Regions from separate parts of the Homo sapiens genome. Here region 1 is linked to region 2. The links are chromatin loops, found by intact Hi-C in ENCODE. Cell type or tissue: dorsolateral prefrontal cortex. All regions are shown on one strand. Links, peaks and the distances in the headings refer to the core of each region. The heading gives the core; the rest is flanking DNA.

Evidence for each region. Hi-C counts contacts between places; a loop is a spot of excess contacts. Peaks named below come from ENCODE experiments on the same cell type or tissue, not always from the same donor. Only the 100,000 strongest peaks of a DNase experiment are listed, where the experiment ranks them.
Region 1: a loop joins it to region 2, with 1.8 times the contacts of the local background. A loop is called at or near these places in 1 of 110 quality-filtered maps.

What each region holds. Positions count from the first base shown.
Region 1 is chr3:170,580,715-170,589,047 of GRCh38, reverse strand. It overlaps SLC7A14 (solute carrier family 7 member 14), which reads left to right and starts at 2,973. Exons shown (of 8, transcript NM_020949.3): 1 at 2,973-3,137. All of the region lies in intron 2 of SLC7A14-AS1 (SLC7A14 antisense RNA 1), which reads right to left. RefSeq lists a silencer at 4,194-4,488. In dorsolateral prefrontal cortex, for the core only: no CTCF peak of the experiment used is centred there; DNase peaks (open chromatin) are centred at 2,987, 3,607 and 4,327; H3K4me3 peaks cover 2,496 bases; H3K27ac peaks cover 2,160 bases.
Region 2 is chr3:170,638,974-170,647,306 of GRCh38, reverse strand. All of the region lies in intron 2 of SLC7A14-AS1 (SLC7A14 antisense RNA 1), which reads right to left. Among named protein-coding and RNA genes, the nearest start is that of SLC7A14, 57 kb to the right of the region's middle. In dorsolateral prefrontal cortex, for the core only: a CTCF peak has its summit at 3,909; DNase peaks (open chromatin) are centred at 3,946 and 6,231; H3K27ac peaks cover 7,455 bases.

The sequences.
Region 1 (8,333 bases), core at 65-8,064, 58 kb after region 2:
GGCTGTATCCTAAGTGTCTAGAATATGTTGAATACATGAATCAACACTTCCACATTTCAACTGTAGGAACAAGAAAACAAGGATGTGTACTTTAAAGATCTAGTTAGTAGTCACTTTGTAAGATCATTGTTGAACTCTGGAACTTCACCAATTGTTGCGGCTGTGCATGGCTCTAAATAATTAAATTTTTGTCTGCTGCATTTATATTTCTTTGTTCATTAATGCTCTACTTACAGCTGGAAAGTGTTTGCAGTGGCTTATGATAAAGTCAACAATCATCATGCAAAAGACAAGAGCTTATAAGTAAGGGAGGACCCAAGGGAAACCTTTACAAGAAATCATTGCTAAGGTATAACTTTCTACTGCAATCTATGCAAGATCGGTTCTCTAAGTTTCCTTTTCTGCTCTTCACTGGGTAAAGTTGCCTTGGACATTTAAAACTGCTTTGAAAAAATATATATTCAGAGTCCTTGAGCAATTTCTGGTGAAACTGTTCAAAATTTTCTGAAATTTATGCTTGTCCAGGTAACTGCTCATAAAGGCATCATGGCCAAATTAAATGATTTCATGCTTATTTTTCCCTTTCTCATGTTTCTTGATGTCAGTGGAGAGGTAGGCAGGAGTCAGAAGCAGCATTTTACCTAGCCCAGACAATTTTTTCAGTGGTATATATAGAAGCATGGTTGACACTTTCTGGTCTTTTAGTCTCCCTAAATACAAAGAGGTCCAGATTAGCAATTTCCAAAGAATATTAAGGGGAAGTACACCAGGAGATAGGATTGGAATCTGCTTAAGGTTGGAGGGTTCCAGGAGTTCCTGGTTTGTGTGAGGATTTCATTGAGTTTATTGGCAGTGGACTAGAAACACATATCATCATTCAAGCTGCTGATGAATGTCTAGAGTTTGTTCCTAGAATCCAAATTTTTTTTCTTTGAAATCGAAGCCATTTTGAATTACCAACCCAAGTCAATTTTACCTAGCAAAGGCAGAAAAGTCTAAACCCTGCTGTCTTGAAATATAGGCACAAACTTTTCTCAGATAGTAAATATTCATAACTATTGTGATTGTGGCTGGTGTTCCAGAAATAAAAGGCCAGGGAAATATGGAGATTTAAATCAGAAATTTATCCAGAAAAAGGTGAAACAAAGAATGCAGTTCTCCAATAATCACATCCCCTGAGCTACAGGCATACATGCAGACTTAGAGCAACACACCAACATTTTAGTAGCTGCATATTCCATGACAAATCCCATCTTCCCATCTTATCACCCTCATAATTCATTTGGACTAGAATAGACTCAGGGTTTTCTTCAGCCCATAGTATTCATACTCTTTACCTTTTACAGTGACTTCTCATGTGCTATCCCATCTAAACATCACAACCATCTTATATAGAAGGCAGGTAGACATTCCTTTCCCATTCTGAAGATGAGAGTCTGACAATTTAAGTGATTTGTGAAAAATCATATGATAAGTAGCTGGCAGAACCTGCACTGAGATTCCAAATTTCTGATTTTTTAACTTTGCACTTTTCCTACAATGTCTCACAGCTTCTTGGTGATCCCAGGAGGTCTAACATATCCTGCAGAACTACTCAAAGCTTAAAATATGGGGATATTGTCAGGCTTAGATGCTCATCGAAGGCAGTAACAAGCTTGAGGTAGGTGGACTAACCAAGACTGTCCTGGCAATGATCAAGCAACTTTCTGGGAAGAGCCCAGGGCAGACCCACAAAGTAGAGCTAGATTTGAACTGCTCCACCCTAGAGGAGTATCAGTCAGCCAGTATTCTCCCCAAACACAAGCCCAGTGAATTCATTTCCAAGGATAGGAGAGTTACATTTTGTTGCCTCCCATGTGTTTTGAGGGCTTGGGCCAAAGTGCAAGAATTTATGTAGATAACTTTCATCCAAATCAGTCTACTCAATGCTTGTTAAATAATTCATTCGGTGATGTGGCCAAGCATGCCTGGGTTGGTCCCATCTAGTCCCAATCCTTTTGGGACATAACCTGGCTCTAGGACACTCATCTTAAAGGAGCTAATACAAAACAGAAACCTTATCTCACTCTTGTCTCCGTTTAGACTGGTACTTGTCTAGCCTGACCTCACAGATGCCTCCTTCCATGTTTAAAAGATGCTTTCACTGTATTAGCACACATCACATCCTTCTTGCCTTGTGAAATTTATTTTAACAAAGGTGGGGGAAAAAGAACTCTCCTTTATTGAGCTCCAAATACCTGTCCAACTCTAGGCTAGGCAATTCTAAGAACATGATGATTTCTCAATCTCATGACAATACTGCAAGGTGGTTATTTCACAGACGAGAGAAGAAAAGCTAGAAAGTTAAATGCTCCAAGGTCATACAGATTGGAATCCTAATGGCTCTTCAAATCTCAAGTCCATGATCTTTGCACCCATAAGATGTTGTGAACCCAACGATAAACTTAAGCTTTGAAGACAGAGGTGGGTCTTGTCTTCTTTAGGAGGAGAGGAGAAATCAACCTCTCTCATTTTTTCTTTCCTGTAGGGCTCAGGGATGTGGAAGTTTAAGAGCAACGAAGGCTCCGCAGAGGATGAGGGAAGCTTCCAGAGGGCAGGAAGGAGGTCTGGACAGCCCAGTCTAGCAGGGGCAGAGCTGCGGCAGATGCCTTCCCAACGCACAGACATTGCAGAGTCCTGCTGGTCCCTGCTTTCCCAGGGCAAAGAACTGCCCCCATCCACGGCCCCCTCAACCTCCCTGCAGCCTGACATAAGACACTGGAGGTCACAACTGGAGGCTCAGAAGGCCAGCGAGGAGTTGTGAGCGGCAGACAGAGGGGAAGGCAGGGGGGCCAGGTGGGAGGTGGTCTGGTGCCAGGCTTGGGCCCAGTATGTAAGGGGTTGGGCAGGCCATGTGACTCCAAGGAGGCGGAGACAGGCGAGCTGGAGGGAGGACGAGCAGGCACGGGGAGGGGTTCGGGGGGTGGGGGCCCAATCTGAATAATTGAGGAGCTGTTCAGCAGCAGCGGCTGCCTCCTGCCTTCCTTTGCCGCCACCACCACTTCCCATCCCAGCTAGAGAGACAGCTCCGCGCAGTAAGTGCGGACTGCCAGCCACCAGCCTTGGCAGCCAGCTCGTCGCCTCCAGCCCCGACCCCGGTAAGTGAACGGCCCCCTTCGCTGCCGTTTGTCCCCCTCCGCGCCCCCCGCGCCCCAGCGGGACCCCTGCAACTGGGATGGCCGCCTCTCCCGGAATGACCCAGGGAGCCGGAGTCACCGGGAGCGGGGGACCAGGAATATGGCGCGGAGGCCCAGGGCGCCCTCCGAGAAGGGGTTCCCTGGAAGAACCGAGGAGGTGGGTCGGGCTCTTTCCTGCTCTGGCCCGGAATGAGGCCCCGACTGCCCGCGGTCTGGGGGCACCGGGCTCTGACTCGCGGGAGCTGCCGGGCGGGGCGGGGGCCAGCGCGGCTCCGGCGCCGCTAGAGCGGGAGGCAGAAGGGGAGCCGCGAGCGGAATGCGGGCAGCCTAGGTCTCGGCAGACGCCGGGCCCGTCCTGTCCCCCGCCTTGGCGCGCACCCCGCACGGGCAGCTCCGTTCTCCGCCTCGGACCGAGACCATGAAACGGAGACGCTTTTCCGGCCGCAGACTCCGGGGAGGTCGGGAGCAACGTCTGCCCTTTTACCTGGGAGCAAACTCCTCAAAGGGACTCCCGCCGAGCCCAGCACCCCGACCAGGATGGTGGCGCCCCGAGGGGCGTCTGTCCCCGGAGAGTGGTGACTCTCCCGGGAGCGGCGAAGAGGACGTGACGGGAGCGGTGTCCAGGGAAGCTCCCTGCCCAGAGCCGGCAGCCCCAGCAAGGGGAGCTCTCCTGCACTGCTTCAACCCTCAGTCTCCTCTCTTCTCCCATTCCAAAGCACATCAGCTCCCCTCTAATCCAAGAGGGCCAGGTTAGGGCTGCGTGGCCACGCGGGATGCAGCCCCCACCCTCCTTCTCTCTCCTGTGTCACCCTGCCCCCTCCCCAAATGAGTATTTTATATTGCGATTGAAGAGTGAGCAAAGCAAAGGCGAGAAGAGATGCAGGAAGGCTAGAGCAGCGGGGCTCGCTCCTGTTCTGGCACTCCTCATCCCCCCACCTGTGTGAAGCTCGTTTCCTTGAGATTTTGAGCGGAGACACTCAAAGGAACTGGCTCTGGCGAAGGGATCCCCGCCTGAGTGTCGGTGAACGTCACTGGCCCGAATTGCCCAAGGGCCGCAGGATGTCACCCTGCCTCCCCCTAGGTATAGGGTCTAGGAGAGCGCTGGGGGCAAGGTAGCTCTCCTCCTCCGACTGAGTGCAGGGAATGGCGCTGTCCGCGGTGCTGAAAGTTCTCAGAGGCTGGGTGCTAATACCGCCAGGGCCCACATTCCCTGCGAGCAGAAACTGCGTTAGAACCCTAAAGGGTTCTAAGCAAGCGACCTAGAGAAACAGGAGAAGAAGGGGCTTTGCCTTTCCCGGTTTTCTGCTTCCCCAGGACTCCGCTTGGGAAAAGGTTCCCGGCTTTCCTGAGTGGAAGAGCAGGAAGCGGGTGTCACTTCAGGATCCAGTTTTGCTAACTTCGGGAGCTTCCTCGTTCTACTTCCTATACCTGAGCAGTGAGACTTCCTGTCGGTAAAGTGTTGAAAGGCAGTTAGGGATGCTGTTTTGATAATAAACATTTCTGTGGCTTTCAGGAATCAGAGAATTGTTAGGCTACACAAAGGAGGGGCTTCATGGTTGTAGCTTTTTCCTCTTCTTAGAACCCTTCTTTCCCCACTGCATGTTATTTACATGCTCTAGATAAAGATCGCTAAGCAGCCCTGTATGTTTGTTTCTTTAGCTAGTCTTTTATATTATGGGCAAGATGGGGAAAGGATTGAGCCAATTTGGGGAGGCCTATTTGTACTGAACACCTCTATCTGCTGGGTAATAATATTTCATTTAAACTTCACAATAGCTGCCAACCAAAAGTATCACACAGAGAAGGAAACAGAAACTTGATTCCAGAGATTGGATTCAAAATCAGATCTATTTAACTCAAAGTCCAAGCCATTTTCATGCCTTCATTTTGGTATTTGGCTCTGAATAGCTGTTATTGGAGATTATAGCAGGAGAATGACAAAGGAGGGAGGCCTGCTCTTCTCTTTCACACACTCTCCTCTCTTCCAACCCTTTTCTCTTTAATCCGTTCACCCACTCACTGTCATGCACTCCCACCCTCCCAACTGCTTTTGCATGCTGCTTGAGATACCACTGTTCACACAACTTCAGCTCCAATATTATGGAAACAAGTTAGAGAACTAAACCAGCAGCCTTTTCTAAAAGAGTAGCAGGGCTTCAGGAAGTCTGGAGAACTAGAGTCCACATGTACTTTCATATTTAGAATTATACTGTTGAATTTTAGAACTAGAATAGCTTTGAATATCATTTAGCACCATCGTTTTACAAGAAAGAAAACTTGGAAACCAAAAGATGGTCATTAGTCTAAGTCACATGATTGAAAAATTAGAACCCAGTTAACTTGATTCCAGGCCCAGGGCCTTTCCCACTATTTCATGGTGTCTGAAATACTCTTCCATACTGCTTTCTTTGATTATCTTTGACTAAACGTCAGCATCAGTGAACTAAATTAAACAACATGCCAAAAATACAAACACTTAACATACAAGCATTCCTCTTACCTTTCTTCCAACTCCTTTGTCTTCCAGCTCTTTCCCCTCTGGTCCTACTATTCCAGTGTTGTCTAACCCAACATACCTGGGAGATATGACCCACCTTCCTCAGTAACAGTTTTCTCTGAAGCAGCAATTCACAAATGGGAATGGTAGTGTGTCATTTCTTTACTTGCCCTATCTTGTCTATATCTCCTCTTCTATGACCTATTCCCCAAAAAATAATTTTCCCAAAATTGGTTACCCTAAGCAACTGCCCATGTTCTCATAGGGACTGGGAAAAGGCCCTAATAAGACCTAAGGATTTTTATAAATAAAGATCATTATAAGTGCTAATATCTATGAAATGCTTATCATATGTGAGGCACTATGTGAAGTTATTTCATCAATCATTTTACTGAATTATCACAATTCTGTCAAGTAGGTGGCTCCACTAAAGATGGTCCTAGGATTCTAGTTCGCTCTAACATACAGCAGAACCTGATGTTCTGTTCATTTCCTCTTTCTTCTCTTTCCAGCTCATAGTAAAGTCTCATCTTCATCAATTGGATTTTTGTATTTAATTGATAGTTCCATCCTGCTCCAAAACATAGCATTTAGAAATTCAAATTCAGTTCAAATGACACTGTTTTGCTCTCTCATCTCTTAATATTTACCAAACATATTCTCCCCATTTGTTATCTCTTATTTAAAAATTCCCATATGGCTTCTTATTGATAATGTCAACATTCTGCTTCAAACCTTCTCTAGAGCCAATTAAGGTATAATTTGTAATTAAATACATAACTTCTATTGTACCTTCACTAGGTGATCTGTCAAGAATGCTATTGCTGAGGTGCTCTGGGCCCTGTGAACCAGAACCTTAAACTGTCTAGAACTGCTCTGTCCAACATGGTAGTTGCTAGCCACATGTAACTATTTATAATTAAATTTTAATTAAACTTTTTAAAATTAAAAATTTAGCCCCCCAGTCACACTAGTCATATTTCAAGTGCTCAATAACTCTATATGGCTAATGACAACTGTGTTGGACAGGGCAGATATCAGAAAATTTTTATCATTTAAGAAAGTTGTGTTGAAAAATGCTGCTTTAGACAGTACTAAACACACCCTCACAGCAACCAAGAACTAGGAACTGGGAAGAAGTAAGGACCTACTCTTCTTTGAATCTTCTGCCAAGAAAGAAAGAAAAAGCCACTTATGCCTAATACATCACCAGTAGCCCAAAGATACCTAGGACAATTAGGCTATGAAGGAGTGTGCATGTCTTACTTAAGGAGCTGGTAGCCTCTGGAGTTTGCTTCATATGAATTCTATGTTACTATAAAGTAAAATATTCCATGAATGAGGTTTGCTGGTTTCATGAATTTTGACTTAGATACAATCTGAAAGTTCCAATTCAAAATCCAAGTTTATAGATTACATGTATATGTAATAACATGTGTGTGTGTTTATCTTGTCTTAGTAATCATAGTATGATAGACATGGAAAGAATATAAGACTTGGAGTCAGTAGTACAGGTGTCACATACTACTTGGTGACATTATGAGGCCCTCTAGAGCTCCATTTCTCCATCTCTAAGATGTTGATGAGAATTGCCATAACTATCTCAAAGGACTATTGTAAAACTCAAAGTGTAGGTATACGAAAGTACTTTGTAAGGAGCATGATTGAATCTGCAATGGTTTATTATTTTATATAGATATGGTACAATGTACAAATAGGGTAGTTCAGGCTGAATGCATTTCTGAATGATTTTAATCTGATATGACTGTATTTTTGCCTTTGTGGTCATTTATTTCACTGAAAAGTGGAACGGTGAAGAAAAAATTTAGTTATTGAAATTTCTGATTGGTTAGATTCTATTAATTGAAATACCGTGCATTGTTTGTTGTTTAGTTTATTTGGTCCTGAACATTTTCTTCTCAGGATTAAAAAAAATAATAACTAGGAAATCTAAGTTGTTTGGAACAGCTTTTACCTTTTAACTAATAGTTTTTAAGTAATCATCAATAATGAACCCATCATGGTAATAGGGGTTCAGAAATAACAAAATACAAGCATTATGGATATTCCTCAGTGTGAGGGGGTGAGAGGGATAATTTTCAAAACATATTTTTACTAATTACAAATTGAAATGAGCTTCTATCCATTCTCATAGATCAATCAGAACAAGAATAATTCTATTTCATGCATTGATTAAACCAAAACAAAAGTGAAGGTCATTAACTTGACTGAATTATTGAGTTTGCATTAGGGATTCTAACCTTAAATAACAAGTCTTTATTCATTCTCTAAGTTGAAATCTGTTGGGGTCATTAGGAGAACCTTATGCATCTGGCTAACATTTACTCCCAAACCTGGCATCTATGACCTACTCCCGCACTTTGATCTGTGTATGCTATTTATGCGTCAAGTAAAACTGCTTTTCAGATGCAGCCATACCTTCTATAGTGGCTCACGATTTTGATACTTAAATATTTTTCTCTTATAACACAAAGATTAACACAGTGCTCAGATATTGTAGAAAATAAGCCTGGAAACAAAGCTATTCCATCAGATGTTTCTTCACTGTATTTATTAGGTTTTATCATCTTGAAAACTCAACGAAGTCACTTTATTTATTCATTCATTCATTAACAAAGCACCTGAGAATCAAGCTGAGT
Region 2 (8,333 bases), core at 50-8,049:
ATCTCAAAATAATAAGAGATATTTATGACAAACCCATAGCCAATATTATACTGGATGGGCAAAAACTGGAAGTATTCCCTTTGAAAACCAGTGCAAGACAAGAGTGGTGTCTCTCACCACTCCTGTTCAACATAGTATTGGAAGTTCCGACCAGGGCAATCAGGCAATAGAAAGAAACAGTGCATATTGAAATAGGAAGAGAGGAAGTCAAATCATCTCTGTTTGCAGATGACATGATTGTATATTTAGAAAACCCCATCGTCTCAGCCCAAAAACTCTTTAAGCTGATAAGCAACTTCAGCAAAGTCTCAAGATACAAAATCAATGTGTAAAAATTATAAGAATTCCTATACACCAACAGTAGACAAGAAGATAACTAAATCATGAATGAACTCCCATTCACAATTGCTACAAAGAGAATAAAATATCTAAGAATACAACTTACAAAAGATGTGAAGGACCTCTTCAAGGAGAACTACAAAGCACTGCTCAAGGAAATAAGAGAGGACACAAACAAATGGAAAAACATTCCATGCTCCTGGATAGGAAGAATCAATGAAAATGGCCATATTGCCCAAAGTAATTTATAGATTCAATGCTATTCCCACCATTGGGAATCCCATCAAGCTACCATTGACTTTCTTCACAGAATTAAAAAAAACTACTTTAAATTTCATATGGAACAAAAAAAGAGCTCATATAGCCAAGACCATCCTAAGCAAAAAGAACAAAGCTGGAGGCATCATGTTACCTGACTTCAAATTATGCTACAAGGCTACAGTAACCAAAACAGCATGGTACTGGTACCAAAACAGATATATAGACCAATGGAACTGAACAGAGGCCTCAGAAATAACACCACACATCTATACCATCTGATCTTTGACAGACCTGACAAAAACAAGAATGGGGAAAGGATTTCCTGTTTAATAAATGGTTTTGGGAAAACTGGCTAGTCATATGTAGAAAACTGAAACTGGACCCCTTCCTTACACCCTATCCAAAAATTAACTCAAGATGGATTAAAGACTTAAATGTAAAGCCTGAAATCATAAAAACGCTAGAAGAAAACCTAGACAATACCATTCAGGACATAGGCATGGGCACAGATTTCATGACTAAAACACCAAAAGCAATTGCAACAAAAGCCAAAATTGACAAATGAAATCTAACTAAACAAAAGAGCTTCTGCACAGCAAAAGAAACTATCATCAGAGTGAACAGGCAACCTACAGAATAGGAGAAAAACTTTGCAATCTACCCATCTGACAAAGATCTAATATCCAGAATCTACAAAGAACTTAAACAAATTTACTAGAAAAAAACAAACAACCCCATCAAAAAATGGGCAAAGGATATAAACAGACACTTCTCAAAAGAAGACATTTATGCAGCCAACAAACATATGAAAAAAAGCTCATCATCACTGGTCATTAGAGCAATGCAAATCAAAACCACAATGAGATACCATCTCACGTCAGTCAGAATGGTGATTATTAAAAAGTCAGGAAACAACAGATGCCGGTGAGGCTGTGGAGAAAGAGGGACACTTTTACACTGCTGGTGGGAGTGTAAATTAGTTCAACCATTGTGGAAGACAGTGGGGTGATTTCTCAAGGATCTAGAACCAGAAATACCATATGACCCAGCAATCCCATTACTGAGTATATACCCAAAGAATTATGAATCATTCTGCTATAAAGACACATGCACACATATGTTTATTGCAGCACTATTTACAATAGCAAAAACTTGGAACCAACCCAAATCCCAAATGCCCATCAATGATAGACTGGATAAAGAATATGTGGCACATATACACCATGGAATACTACACAGTCATAAAAAAGAATGAGATCATGTCCTTTGCAGGGACAAGGATGAAGCTGGAAGCCATCATTCTCAGCAAACTAACACAGGAACAGAAAACCAAACACCGCATGTTCTCACTCATAAGTGGGAGTTGAACAATGAGAACACATGGACACAGGGAGGGGAACAACACATAGTGGGGCCTGTCAGGGGCTTGGGGGGGCAAGGGGAAGGAGAGCATTAGGGCAAACACCTAATGCATGAGGGACTTAAAATTTAGATGAAAAATTGATAGGTGCAGCAAACTACCATGGCACACGTATACCTGTGTAACAAACCTGCACATTCTGCACATGTATCCCAAAACTTAAAGTAAAAAAAAAAAATTCTCCATTTGGACCCACAGCCAGACTTGAGAACTCCTGGGATATAGGAACTGTAGGAACCAGACCTCTTTTGGGAAAGAGAGATGGCTTTCAGGAGGAGGTAAAGCTGAAGCTGGGAACCTGAACAAGCACAACAGTGAAGCTGTAGAGGGAGGAGGGAAGGACTTGAGGGGAATTTATCTAGGAGGTAATTAGAACCACCTGGTGACTGGAGCCTGGCCTGCTTCCTGGTTCCCTTTTCCCCTCTCTGGCTGGCCTGTTTCCATTTACAGGCTTACCTTCCAAGTCTCTAGAACCAAGACTGGGTGACACAAGGAGGTACTGCTCAAAATCAGATCACCCTTGCTTGGGTCCCCATTCTGGCAGCTGCACTTCTGCTCTGTACCCATGGCGTGCCTCAGCCCTGGAATCCAATATTTGCCCCTGCCGGCCCTTGTGTTTGTGTTTGTGTCTGTATTAGCCTGTTCTCGTGCTGCTAATAAAGTCATACCCAAGACTGGGTAATTTACAGAGGAAAGAGATTTAATTGACTCACAGTTCAGCATGGCTGGGGAGGCCTCAGGAAACTTACAATTATGGCAGAAAGGGAAGCAAACATGTCCTTCTGCACATGGTGGCAGGAAGGAGAAGTGCCATGCAAAGGGGGAAAAGCCCCCCTTATAAAACCATCAGATCTCATGAGAACTCACTATCACAAGAAGTGATACAATTCAATCACTTGAATTAAAGTGATTGAATTGTATCACTTCACACAAGAAGTGTAACAATTCAAGATGAGATTTGGGTGAGGACACAGCCAAAACATATCAGAGTCTCAGCAACCTGACCAGAGACACATGGGCCTTCTAAGATTGGAGCCCTCATTAATCCTTCTCCCTTTATTAGAGGTTTCTTAAGCTTTTGCCTGATTTCTGAATCCTGCCTGCTCCCAGGCTTACAATTCCACCTTCTATGCACTGCTGGGCCCCTCATGCATACCAGCTGTGTCACTGGGGAGTGCACGCCTGTTGCAGTGTCCTCTAGATGCCTTCTTCCACCTGCTTAATGCACGTCCTGCCACCCCACCCACCCTGGGAGCTGGGTCTGTTTACAGGGCCCTTTCCCTTGCACTTACGACAGCCCTGGTGCACTTCCCCACTTCTGGTTTCCATCTCCTAATCTGTACACAAGCAAGAGGCTTGCTTTAGTGATCCCTACAGCCTCTTTCAAGCCAAACATTCTATGATTCCCAAATCTGATCAATGATAACAGTGAGCATCAGAGTGCATGCAGAAAGTCCTTATGTTGGCTCTGGTTATCTTAAAACTTAGCCTACTAGCACATAATCTCAACATTCATAGAGGGCAAAACCATCAAGCAGGCTTGTTTTTAGTCAACGCACAAACAAAACCTGCATGGTTGGTTGATTGCATTGTTGAATAATCTCCTGGTAAGTTTCCTATTAATTTAAGTCTTTGTACCTCCAGCATTCTGGCTAATGCTTCACTCCACTCATCTTAAGTATATTTAGCTCACTCATTTTCCTCAGTTCTGTAAATTGAAGCAAAATACCTCCATGCTCCCTCTGATTTCCACAAAGCCTGCAAAAGCAGCTACCTTTAAAGAGGTCAAAACAGAAGAGATGCCACTTAAGGACAAATGAGGTCAGGCCTGGCCCTTGGACTTGGCTCTTCAAGTTCTGCTCTGTTGGCTGTGTACAGAATAAATTTTGGCTCCCAGCTGGCTGTGGTGGCCTGGACACAGATACACTGTGTTCATGGGCAGATCACAAGGGCCAGACCAATGATCTTTGCCAAACTCCTCACAGGCGGGAGGTTCTGAATCCCAGGGACTTCCAAGGTGGAAAGAAACTGCAGGTCGTTCAGGGCAACCCCTCTCCTTTACAAAGAAGAAAATGAGGCCCAGAAATGTCAAGTACCTTCTCTGAGGTTGCACATCAAATTAGTATGTGCTCATCTATGCTGTCTCTTTCATTCTGTCTGACCTGGAAATTCTGCTTTGTGGACTTTATGCCACAGATCTGCTCACACACAGGCACAATGATGTATAAGCAAGGTTATTCACTGCAACACGGCAGCAGAGTACAACACTGGAAGCAGCTTCAGTAACCATCAGGAGAGGACTGATGTTCAATGGAATGCTAAGCACCTGTAAGGAAGACTGAGGTAGCTCTCCATGTGCTGATATGGAAAGATCTCTGAGATACCTTAGATGAAGAACCCAAGGTGCTAAGCTGTGCCTATGGTATGCTACTGTTTGTGTGAAAATGGAGAAAAAGGCTAAGAGTATATGTGTGTGTGTGTGTGTGTGTGTGTGTGTGTGTGTGTGTTTGCTTATAACAGGTATGACTTTCATCTTGTTTGCCTATAGAGAGGGGAACTGCATGGCTGGGGATGCGAGGCAGAATTTTCACTATAAAACTTTTAACTAGGCTGGGCACGGTGGCTCACACCTGTAATCCCAGCACTTTGGGAGGCTGAGGCGGGCCGATCACGAGGTCAGGAGATCCACACCATCCTGGTTAACATGGTGAAACCCCCTCTCTACTAAAAATACAAACAATTAGCCAGGCATGGTGGCGTGCGCCTGTAGTCCCAGCTACCCGGGAGGCCGAGGAAGGAGAATTGCTTGAACCCAGGAGGCTGAGGTTGCAGTGAGCCGAGATCGCACCACTGCACTCCAGCCTGGGCTACAGAACGAAACAGTGTCAAAAAAAAAAAAAACTTCTAACTGTTGGTGCCATATTATTACTCATTCAAAAGCTTAAGTAAACATATAGACCATGTGGCAGACTGGGGTCCAGGTGGCTTGTCCAAGGTGATTCAGCTGGCTAAATGACAGAGCTGCTCCTGGGTCCCGGTCCTCCTTATTCTTGGCATGCACATACAAAAAAAAATGCTTTCCAAAATACTTGTTAAGTTCTAGAAAGAGGGAAGTGGTCAATTCAGAAGAGGAGGGGAAAATGGGGGAGGGGAGTAGAATACTGTTAAGGTGAAGACAGAAGACAGGGGGAAGAGGGAATGGGAAGCAGGAATGGAAGGAGAGTGGGCGGGAGCAGGAGCCTGTAGGAGAGAATGTGAATTTGCAGCCCGAGTGCCCTTGCAGACTCAAGATGGCTCCAGCTCAACATGCGCTTGTAGCCAAGATTCATTTGCTAAGCAGCAATAGCAAGAGAGTTAGTCCAGGAAGGAGGTGGCTGAGTGCAGCCACAAGCTCTGTAGAGGGCCATGAGCTATCCAGTCGGCATCCACCTCAACTCAAATTCCACAGAATAAGCCTCTCTGGGCAGCTGTGCTCTGCCATGTGCATGAGTTCAACAACACCACAGCCTCCCCCAAGAAATCTGCACATTCATTTTTCCAGCCTCCTGAGAGAGTGACACCTTTTGTGTGACATGACACTTTGTTTCTCCACCAGAGGTCTGACAGAACTTTCTGGGGTGTTGACTGGACACAGCCTTGGGCTGGTGCCACTGTGGCCCTGGGCAGAGGTCCTATTGAGTCAGCCATTGTCTCTTTTCCATTTTCTAAACATGCCCCTTACAGTTAAGAGAACTTGTCTGCCAGAACACCATTTTACGTACTCTCCCTTGTCAGCTCAGACCATTTTGGAGACAGGAGAAGAGAAAGGTCTTGGGGAGTCAGGCTCTGGGCTGTCTCCACCCTCTTGTGATAAGGAATGGAGCTAGCTTTCCTAACAGCTGAAGCTCAGGCTCCATTGCTGGGACTCTATCTTACATTCTTTGGGAATCAACTCTCCTTTGTTGTCTTTCTTTTTCTCATTTGTTAAGCACAGAAGCAATTTTCTTTCTGGGTCTGTTTAGACAAACTAATGTAAACACCATGAGAAGCTTCAAACTCTCTCTGCCGATAGGCCAGCTCCGTTTTGCAGTCAAAAGTCATGTCTAAGCAAGGAGCCTGATGAGTACAAGGGGAACCCTAGAGGTGCTGTGGGACCATCCTGAGGTCTCACTGTGGCCTGGCTTCCAAGGGTCTGGGTCCCCAACCCCCAGCCATAACTGGGTCACAGGCTCCAAGGCACATTGTCTCCCTGGAGGATGTTTCAAATGGCTTGCCTCAGTCAATGCATTGTCAGAAAGGGGAGGGGAAGGCATCAAAGAAAGGGTTCATCTGACATAGGAAACCTCTTTGTGCAGAGATGACACAGTGATGCCTCAATGAACACACAAAGCATCTTTCACTAAAATCAGCCAGGCACAAAGGGGTAGCTGTGGTCTCCTAGACCCTTCTGCTCTGGTTGGCTGGTGCTGCAGCTGTGGAGGGAAGGCAGGGGTGTGGTCTCAGCACAGGTGTAAGCCCCGTACAGGTGGGCCATGTGTGTAGGATAAGGGGAGCTCACAATGTTATGGGCCTTGGACTTGTGCAAAGACAGCCAAATTCAGAGTCCTTTGGAATATAAAAACTTTTGCTCAGTCCCACAGCTTGCCTGGTCCAAGACCAGAGAGAGGCAGTCTGGGACCTCCTACCCTGGAGCCCTCTCCAAGTCGGCACACCTTATGTAAGGTATTCTCTCTGCCGCACCTCAGCCATTCATCCTCCATGTAGTTGCAAGATCAATCTTACTGAAAAACAGCTCTAATAACATTACTTACCCATCAAAAAACTATGATGACTTCCTGTTTTTACTACAGAATGATGGGCTAGTTTCTTAGTAATTAACTTACTTAAAACTAGGTGTAATAGGGGAAAATTTTCCAATTTTCTTATGGCAGTGAAGCTGAGGCCTGGCCCTCTGACTGCAGTTGGGAGATTTCTCCATTCCTGGTAAACTGCTCTGGCAGCATATATCTATTTCAAGCTACTTCTTAAGGCAATACATGGCACCTTTGAGGCAGGGTTTCATCCTCCATGGCAATTACTATTGGATGGTAGGACAGTCATGATCATTAATTATGAATATCTGATCTGACACAGTTTTGAGAAAGGGAATTGATTGATGGCAACTGTTCCTAGTATTTGCCATTCATACATTATAGAATCAAGAAGAAAAAGTGTGCGTGTGTGTGTGTGTACATAATCACAAACTATACTGTGTTCTCCTCATCACTAACAGTCTATTAATGTAGTCATTGCCAACAGCAACACATAGGTCCTGGTAAAGTAGTTGTCTCTGTTACAGCAGGGTGGGAAAGAGAGAAGGAGGCCCCATCACTGGGCCATGGTCAGGGAATCCATGTCTAAGTCTCATCCCTGTGACTATTATATCAGCTTCTGATAATAAAAATTTTTCTAATAAATATTGTCTTTGGAATCTCCTGTGGTGAAATTTATTCATGAATAAATGAGAAGGAGCAGGAAGCATTGGCTGGTAATACAATGCAGAGTAATTCTGAAATGAATGGAGAGGGTGACATCTCAGGATGTTCAAGCATGGCACAAGCATGATCTTAGCTGTAAAATTAACTCTGTCACCCCACAACATTCCCACATTCTGGGTTTCACTATCTCCTACAACAAAACTCAATCTTGCCCCATCGTTTTCAAGCCTCTGTTGAGACTTAAATCATTAGTACCTGGTCCAACACTGGTTCTGGGAGAATGTACCAGCATTGTTGGGTTCTGCATGCTGTAACCCAACCTCGGAAGACCAGTTGGTTCTGGGAAAACTCTTATCTGCCTCCATCAACCACTCATGTTATCTAGGCTGAGCCACTTTCCCCAGGAAAATCTTTAAACTTCTTTCCAGTTCAGACCGACTGCTTGGATGTGGCCCACAGTGAATCCAGCCTGGGCCATCATGGTACTCCAAGTGGCTTCATTTTCCATAGAGCTTAGTGTCCAGTAAATACCCAGGCATTTCCGAATTTCACCCCATTAAAACTGAAGCCTTTCTTGTGAAAACAGGAGGAAATTATAGTCACTAATCTGAGATCAGGCGACAGTTACACTCCTCTGTAGACCAGGGGCCAGCTTGCTGATAGTCATCTTTTCTGAAGTCAGGCCAGGACCTTAGGTCTTTAGGAGAAGGCCCAAATCTAATTTAGCAGAGGGATAAGACACCAGCTTGCCAACACAGCATCTCCAAGTCCCTTATTTCTCTAGGCAGACATCTGCTACGTTTGGCTTCGAGTGTTGTCTGTCAGTTAATAGCAATGAAGTTACTCCTGAGGCTCCA